Regions from separate parts of the Homo sapiens genome. Here region 2 is linked to region 1. A link is a contact called in ENCODE Hi-C data. All regions are on one chromosome and are shown on one strand. The core of a region is the stretch at or near the end of the contact, and the rest is flanking DNA. Distances in the headings are between cores, read along the strand shown. Region 1 has its middle 61 kb from the start of NAMPT-AS1. Region 2 has its middle 65 kb from the start of SYPL1.

Region 1 (4,460 bases), core at 740-3,239:
ATTGATTTTATTGCTTCTCTAACAAGTGGTTTTCTTTGGCTTATGCAACTTTGTTTCTTGCATCTTAACTCTAGTCTCAGTTCAGATCATTTGTCTTTAGTTGAACTGCCTTTGGTCTGTTTCATGCATATGTCATTCAGGAATCAGTCAGAGAAATCATTAGACAAAATTTTGGGGATTTGCTCTCTGTTTCTTTCTCTTTGGGAATTCTCCAACTCTCTCCATCAGCCATGGATTCCCCTACCAGAGAGATGGTGGGTTTTCTACTGATGCTTCTACCACACTGCCACTGTGCACACTCAGTGGGTTGCACTGAGACCAAGGCTAGAAGCCACAGACACAGGGCACTTACTTCATACTGCTTCCTCTTCCAAATATTTATTCTTTGCCAATGTCTTTCTGCTTCTGTTCTCTCTCTAGTGCCTTCAAGTAGTTGCTTTTTGCTTTATGTTTAGGTTTTATAGTTGTTTTACTGCAAGGGAATTTTTCACAAGGGTCTTATTCCATCATCACTTGAATCGGAAGTCCCTCTCAGTTACCTTTTAAATTCAAGAATCTTGTCACTCAAAGTCAAAACATTTTCTCCAGGGCCTTGCAGAGACTTGTTCACATAATGAAAAATGTCCGCTGAGAAGGCAACTTTTTGTAGCCATTGTTCATCAAAACACTTAACGAAACTTGCCCAGTATGATATTGAAAGTACTTTTGAATTTCATCTTTTAGCTCAAACACCCTGTTGAAAATGCTTCCTCTGCTGAGCCACCAAATTTCTGTGTATAGCAGGATATTTCTGTGGCCTTTATCGACACCTTTTCAGTTTTAAAAGTATTCTCAAGTTAGCCTTTATATAACAAAGATAGCCATTTTGTAATATTATCTAAAACTTTCATTTCATCTCCAAGAATGTTTGACATTCTCTTTGAAGAAGCCAATGTGTTGTGAAAATGTGAGAAACTTTTTTCATTTAATAAGATGCAAAAGCTCTCATAGAACCAAATTTGACAGAGCACTATCAGTGTTCATGTCAATGTAGTTCTTAGACCTTTTGTTTATAGATATGAAGGCCAAACATTAATTATATCTTGGCCTTTCCTTGTTATGGGCCACTCTTTGTTTTCTTGAATTTCACAATTACTTGCAAATCTTACAAATGCTAAGTATGACATTTATTGGTGAAATCCCCTGACTCATCAACCTAGAAAAGGAAGCTGCGGTTTTTCAGGGTATGTCACAAAACCTCTTCAAAGTTGTGTGACGTGTCATCAATACTTCACCATATGACACTGTTTGAGGCTGTGGAACCTTTTCAGTTTCTTGTAGTGCATCTTTTCCTAGCCTTTGATTCACAGTAATTTTACATGATCACATTGTTAGCCTTACCAACTGTGTGACTTTTCCTGTTTAAGACAGTAAGTTCTGCTACTAAATAACTTGCTCCCTGGTCCTTTTCACTGAATGTACCTGTTTCTTGTTTGTTTGTGTGTTTGTGTGTTTTTAACAAGAGTTACTGTTTGTTTTAAGATTCTAATAGCTGCTTAAAGTAATCAGCATCTTTACTTCTCGAATACCTATGACTTATATTTAAGGGTTTTTGTTTTGTTTGGGTTTTCTTTTTTTTTTTTTATTGGAGCCATTCCCACATCTCTAAGTTGTTTGACATAGCAGGGATTGGCAAATGACAGCCCATGGGCCGAACCTCACCAGAGGCCTGCTTTGGTACAGCCCTCAGGGCTAAGATTGGCTTTTACATTTTTAAAGCATTTAAACAAGCAGACAAAGACAAAGAAGAATATGTGACAGAGACTACATGTGATCTGAAAAACCTAAAATATTTGCCACCTGCCTCTTTACAGAAAAATCTTGCTGGCCTCCTCACATGGATGATTCTCAATAAAATAAGAAAATTTGGATAATCAGCCTATAGAAGCTCCTTGGTAAGGGTCTTTCATCATAAAGATGGACTTTTTCTGTGTCCTTTGTTCCAATCACACAGGAAAATGACTCAGAAGGTTATAATTCATCATCACTACCCTTATCAGGGTTATCCCCAGGCCTAAAATTTTCCTCTTCCATCTCACATCTCACCTTCAAAAATTACCACATTGGGTTATCAAACATGTTTATAAAATACAAACATGAGTTAAGTGTAAAACATAAGAGCATAGTAAAATTTAAAAATCCCCCCAAACTCATCAATCACTGGAGAAATCACTTTTAGTCTTTTTCAACCTATGTTTTGCCATGTTTGTAACCACAACAAAACTGGGGGCAGGAGGTGGGGCAGGGTGCAGCTGAGCCTTTAGAATGAAAATTAAATTTCCCCTCATTTTTAGTTATACTAGCAAAGCTTGTTTGGTCCTGTGAGTCATCCTGTAGTGCATAAGGGGAGTTTAGGGGAAATAGTTAGAGAAGGAAAAACTCATGTCATCCATTTACCACCCCTCTCGTCTGTGCAATATAGCACTCATCAGTTACCAGTAACCTCCCATAGCTTGCATCATAAACCAAACTGGGCACAAACAAATACAATCCTATTGCACACTGCCACAATGGGGCTGAAAGACCCCGAATGAAATTGCTGACATGTCTGCTTAGCCACTATCTATCCTCAAAGTATGCAAACTTCGAAAGTTGATGTCTAGGTTTTAAATCAAAATCTCTTACAAACCCCTAGTGATGACATATTGAACTTTAAGGTTTTGTGGAAACCAAATTGAGAAACATTGGACCAGAGTCTCTGTATTCCAAAAGATTATCTTTCATTTGTATAATCTAAAACTCCCTTAAGTCTTATTCTTCTCCAAAACTCAAAGATCTACCCTTCTTCAAAGATAAATTTAATAATCACTGGCAGAATTAAAACAGATTGTTCTCACTCTCAGCCATCAATATTTTGGAAAACATCAAGTGCGGAAGTAAGCATCGTGACTCTGTTACAGTAACAGCTCAAATATCCGGAAGAATGTGGTAAGTCTATAAACACGTTACCACTAAAGTGCTCTCAGAGTCCATGGGGAAGTGAGATCACTAGATAGAGGAAATCAGGAAGGGTGTCATAAGTGAGGTAGCACTTACCACAGATCTCAGGGAAGGGAAGCACTTCTATGGTCAACATGACAGGAAAACATTTAGAATGCAGAGAATACAATTTCTAAAAGCATGGAGGCAGAAATTTATGGAGCAGGTTAGAACAATAGTATGTGGTCCCATTTGGCTAAAGTATAGGTGACATGTAGCGGGGAAGGGAAAGGAATATTGTATTAATAAAGTGCCATGAAGCCTGAATGACAGCCGGAAGGCCTACAATGCTAAGATAAGGAGTTTGATTAAGTCGTGAGAGCTATTGGAGGTTTCTGAGCAGTAAGATGACATAACCTCATGAAAAGTATGAGATATGATTAATATAAACCCATCCCATATTGTGCCCCTTTGTAAGCTACCTGTACGGAAGAATGTGAATTGTTTCTGGCAGGATTTTTGTTGAATATATACCTTTTCTTTCATTTTCTCCAGTGAGCAGCAACACACCCTTGTAAGACAGCTGGTAGGGTTAGGAGTATTGCCTATGTCAGTGGAACGAGTTCCTCTGTCTCAGAACAGATGGAAAGCATCACAGAAGTAGGAACAGAATGAGGCCCACAGATGGCAGAGTGGTCAGGATTTGTCAAATTCTCATTAATGTATCAAACCCCCACATGGAAAAGCATAGATCCTTGTATAATCTTTGTGTGGTACTTCTGTCTGAAGAAACCCTATAAAAGCAAAAAATTACTCTCCCATGACATTACAGAAGGGAGCTGTTTGTAAAAGCGTTGGTTTCTTCAGAGGTTGGGGTCCACTGATGCCTGGCTCTAGCTTTCTCCTGCCAAGCTGCCTAATTTTGCAATTCCAGCTCAGGCTCAAATAAAACCATGCTCCAGGGTTGCCATCTTGAAGGAAGGAGACTTCATTCTGGAATCTTTGTGATGACATAGGTAAAGCACTAGAAAGGGTAGTAGATCCATGAAGAGACCAGAAGGATAAGTACAAGAAGACAGATATGCTTTACAAATAAGGACTCTCCAGGATGAGATACAGACTGTGAGCAGGCAGATAGAACATTACATAAACGTGAAGGAGATCATGGGATGGCCACCAACTCCTAAAGTGTTAGGATGAAGTGGACAGCTCTGAAAGCTTAAAAACTGCTAAAATTGATTAATTTTAAAAACTGTTGGTTTTACATTCTGTATGACTCAATATATGTAGGAATCTTGAGAAATATCAAGAAAACACAATGAAGAGATTAAGAGTAGAGAGGTTAGGAGCCACTGTGTCCTTGCCAAACAGGCAGAGTAGGAAAACAGGAAAATATTGAGGGAGGAATATAGGCATATACTACCCTGTCACAGTCAGGCTCTAGGATGCCTGCATGATCTTCACCTCTTACTATTCGTGATCATCTGAAGTCTCCTCCTACA
Region 2 (4,460 bases), core at 1,045-3,544, 170 kb after region 1:
GCTGTGATCATGCCACCACACTCCAGCCTGGGTGACAGAGCGAGGCCCTGTCTCAAACAAATAAAATGAAATAGTGCCTGGTACAGAATCCTGATTGTTAGGTATTGTGAATATTGGCGTGAAAGAGAGAAGGGTGCTGAGGACTCATATCAGGAGGTCAGGGTTCCAGCCATGAAACTTACAACCTCTGAGGGCTACAGCTTGCCTGTCTGTAACATGAGCAGATCCAAACAAAGGATCCCTACAGCCCTTCTAGTGTTGGAGCTGTGGGCTAGAGGTGCCACCCACTGGGCACCTACTAAAGTAGTAGTCAGGGGAACATCTCCTGCCTTGGACATGTAGGATTTAGGGAGAAAGGGAGGACTTTGCTTCACTTGGCTTCACAGGAGGTTTGATGATGGCTGACAGCCTGTTGCCAAGGACATCAGCTGAGGATAGGCAGGATGGTTCATGCCCAGGCAGGCACCTCCTCCATCCCAGGGCCCCAGGACCTAGGGGCTACAACCCCCCTCCACATGCATCTCCTCTCCTCTCCTCCCCTCAAGGCCGCCTGCCCCATCTCTGGACCCACATTCCTCTTCTCTTTGTAAATGCCACTGACAGCCTGCAGTTTTGCACACGCATCTGCTTGCTTGGCCAGAGGGACTATCGACTCCACAGCACACATCAGCAGGGAACTTTCAGAGGTCATGGGCCAAGGCTTTGGGGAACATAGTCCTGTTGGTGAATGCCCATGTCAGGAAAGGACACTGAATGACAGACACATGAACGCTGGAGCTCAGAGCAAGGCTGGTGGCTCCCCAAAACAGTGGCTTGGGAGAGAACAGGCCAGCTGGCAGCACTTCACTGTGTGATGCAGACTGTACCCTCTGCTAGGCCACCAACCAGAGGGGCATTCCTGGCTGTGGAGAAGGGAGGAATGATGGAGCAAATTCAGAGGGATCCCAGGATCTATTTTGTGTTGTCTTATTCTCTGCCAGTTCTTGCCTTCTCTCTCTTCTCCTCATCTTCAGTTAAGAAAAATGGAAGCACAGTGTGGGGGGTAGCCAAGACCTTGGACCAACCTGGATGCTAATTTCAATCCACAACACTGGACGTAAGCCCTGGCCAGCAGTCCTCAGCTACTTTCAGCTCAGCCACCCGAGGCTCCTAGGGCTGAAAATACCCGAGCATCTGATGAAGCAGCTGCAGGTTAAATTTAGCCCTGGCGAACCTGGGACTGATCTGGGTGCTAGAAGCAGCAGAGCAGACTGACTGACGCACCCAACACAGGTGTGAGGGCCAATGATGGCACCTGGGAGGGAAGCACCTGGGAGGGAAGTGGAGCAAGGGAAAGAGACAGAGCAGGGCCCAAAGCCAGTTCTCATCTTGCAGGAGTGTGACAGGACCCGTCAGCCCGGCACTGCTGTTAGCGGATGCCAGGCAGGTAGCATCAACGAGCAAAGCAGAAAGATGTACAGAAAGGGGAAGGGTGGGATTGTGATAAACTGCAAAGCAGATGTCCCACCTAAAACCACTGGAATAGCCTGGGCGACAGAAGGAGACTCTGTCTCTAAATAAACAACAAAACCACTGGAATTTAGGTTTTTAAATAACATCATGTTAGCCAAATAAAATCCTGCATTTGATCTGCAGACTCTTAGTGTGATACCCTGGCCTAGTTGAATGGAGAAGCCAACCCCATGGCCACTATTTCACCATCAGCTATTTCATTCTTTGTTTCTTCAGAGTCTCCTGTTAAAATCCAAACAGACCTCGGGCTTTGAGCTTTCTTAGCTAACTCGGTTATTCTTACTGATCTCTTTAAAGAAGGAAGAAAGGGGAAACAATCAGCGTGCATGAATAAATTAACTGGTAAATTAGCACCTAATATGTTCAGAATCAACTATTTGTTACCTGTATTGAGCAGCAGTTACTGAATGCAAAGAATTCCACTCAACTGGGGTTGGAGTCAGACAGGCTTTGGTCTCAATCCTGGCTCTGCCATCACTGGGAAACTAATTAACTTCCCCAAACTGCAGCTTCCTCTGCGTAGGGTGGAAATCATATGCCTTTCTTGGATTGTTATGAAGATTAAATGAAATAACCCAGGACAGTGTTCGACATGAGATAATTCATGCTCAGTAAATGGTGGATGAACTTTAATCATCTGAAAGCCAGGTTCTGTGGGACAGGGACTAAGAGTGGAAGGGGAAGAAGGCAGTGGGAGAGCCCTTCACCAGCTCACAGCTTTCCTGGAGCCGGCATTCCAGCCCGGGTCAGGCCTCATGCAGAATCAGAGGGCTTCGGAGCCACGTGGGGCCACACTGCCCCCCTGTGCCCATTTGCCACACTGCGGCTGCATTCATGCAAAGCTGCCATTTGAGATGCAGAATCCGGCCAGAAGACCACGACTTCACCATTGTCTCTACTCCGCTGGAACCCCTCCCTGCTGTCTTGTGCTGAGCTGGGTGGTTGTGGAAGCCAATTATCTAAGACTGCAATAACCTGTGTTGTCCAGTCACCCAAGCAAGCTACCCCCACACTGGGGAGCACATGTCCAACTTCCCTGAGCCAGCACTCACCCACAGATGGCCAGGTACTGCAATCACCTGGATAGATTTGGAAATAAATACCCACTGACACCCATCCAGACCTACAGAATCAAAACCTCTGAGGATGGGTCTGGGGGATCCATATAAAAAGAAAAACCTTCCCAAAGGAACTTACATTCAGCCGATTTTGAAAACATACTGCTTTAACCCCTTACTGGGCTGCTCTGCAATACCTCTTCGGTCTGACTTGGTTTTGTAAGTGACACAAGCAGAAAAACACTGTGCTCTCTGCACTGAAAATGAGTATTCCCATGGAGCTGGAGAAGCAAGGAGGTAAGGAGTAGATGAAAGGAAGCAGACAGAGCAGGAGGTAGAAAAAAGGAGATCCTGAGGAAGACACAGAAAGGAAGGAAAACAGGCACAGAGAGAGAAAGAAATGGGAAAGAAGAGGAAAGGGAGGAGAACAGAGGGAGGGAAGGGGGAGAGAGATATAAAGAAATACATGAGAAAGATGCAGCACACTCCTAAACTCATGATAGCATTTGCTAGGGCAGTGATAACCTACGCCAAAACAATAGACATATAGTAGATTAAGAAAAAAAGTATTTCAATGTAGGCATAGGATTCATACCTACAATATGCAAAAAAAGGTTCTACATATTGACAAGGATATAAAAAACGCAATGGAGAAATGAGCAAAGACATGGAGAGAAGATCCAAGTAGCCAAGACATGAAAAAGTGTTCAGCTCACTAGCAGTTTGGGAAATGCAGATCATTATTGTATACCTATACTTACTGGCAAAAATCAGAAAGCCACTTACTTATAGCTGAGTGGGATGTAGGGGAAAGGATTTCTTTAAATCTTGATGGCAAAAAATATAAATTGTTACTGAACTTTGAAAAGCTATCTGACGTCATCTAACAAAATTTACCACTCAATCAATCCACCTGCTCCATTCTGGGGACTTGATGCTCTCAAGATAAAAGCACCAGGACACATCAATATTTGCACAAGAATGCTAATTGCAGCATTGTTCCCAGTAGCAAAAACACCAGTACAAAGAAAAAGGCCATTAATAGGGTACTGTTGAATAAACACTGATAGATCTAGCCCATTCAATATGGCTTTATACAGCAATTAAATGGAATGAATAGAGCCATATTGGAGTTGAAATTTAAGGAATGAGGTACTGTGTGGAAAACAATCATTAAAAATATAGGGTAAAAGTGTTCATAATATTGCTCCATTTTTGTAAAACAACATAATGATAGAAATTTCTGTTGTGTATATGTGTACGTGTGTGTGCAGGGCTGGCATTCAGCCAGTGTACACTGATAAAACCATATTGGACATTTTAGCAAGCGTTCACTGTGTTTGGTTGGTGCTGTGCATACTGCAGCCAGTACGTATTTGCTACATATTTTGAATGTCATTCCTGCAATATATGCATTCATATTATTGTATATAAGTATATAATAAATATGGAGAAAATATAGATGGCTGCATTGTAGGCTGTTAACATGGATTACTTGGAAAGGAAAGGAGACTTCTTTAGGTAGGATAAGGGAAAATAAAAGAGGGGATAACCGATCTAATAAGGAAAAGACAAAGACAGCAGGAAAACCTGTGTAACACAATCATAAATATGCTATGCACTTCTGTAAAAATATATATATGTTTCCAAGTATATAGCATTTTGAAAATATAAATGTGAGAAGCTTGTATTAGTCAGCAATTGTTGCAATCATGCCATGTAACAACCCAAACCCAAAAATCTCGGCAAGTACAATAAAAGCATGTATTTCTCACTCACGGATCAGTGGGTTGGCTGGTGTGACTGCTTTAGGCTGTGGGTCAGGCTCCCTGTGTCTCTCATTCTGAACCAGAACCACCTGGGGCATGCTCTTCTCATGGAAAATGGCAG

Evidence for each region. A loop is a pair of places that touch in the nucleus more often than their neighbours do. Pooled maps may share reads with other maps.
Region 2: a loop to region 1 is called in a map of PC-3, with 4 times the contacts of the local background. The contact joins two enhancer-like sites. A Hi-C loop is called at or near these places in 2 of 168 maps with a recorded cell type or tissue (GM12878 and PC-3), 4 of 37 single-sample maps with no recorded cell type and 9 of 50 pooled maps.

Annotation. Positions count from the first base shown.
Region 1 is chr7:106,343,565-106,348,024 of GRCh38, reverse strand. No RefSeq gene overlaps it. Among named protein-coding and RNA genes, the nearest start is that of NAMPT-AS1, 61 kb to the right of the region's middle. RefSeq lists an enhancer at 689-1,888. Within about 2 kb of position 1,989, at least 4 of the 41 ENCODE cell types and tissues checked have a DNase peak (open chromatin) inside an H3K27ac peak, as active enhancers do.
Region 2 is chr7:106,174,710-106,179,169 of GRCh38, reverse strand. No RefSeq gene overlaps it. Among named protein-coding and RNA genes, the nearest start is that of SYPL1, 65 kb to the right of the region's middle. RefSeq lists a silencer at 2,286-2,425. Within about 2 kb of position 2,294, at least 9 of the 41 ENCODE cell types and tissues checked have a DNase peak (open chromatin) inside an H3K27ac peak, as active enhancers do.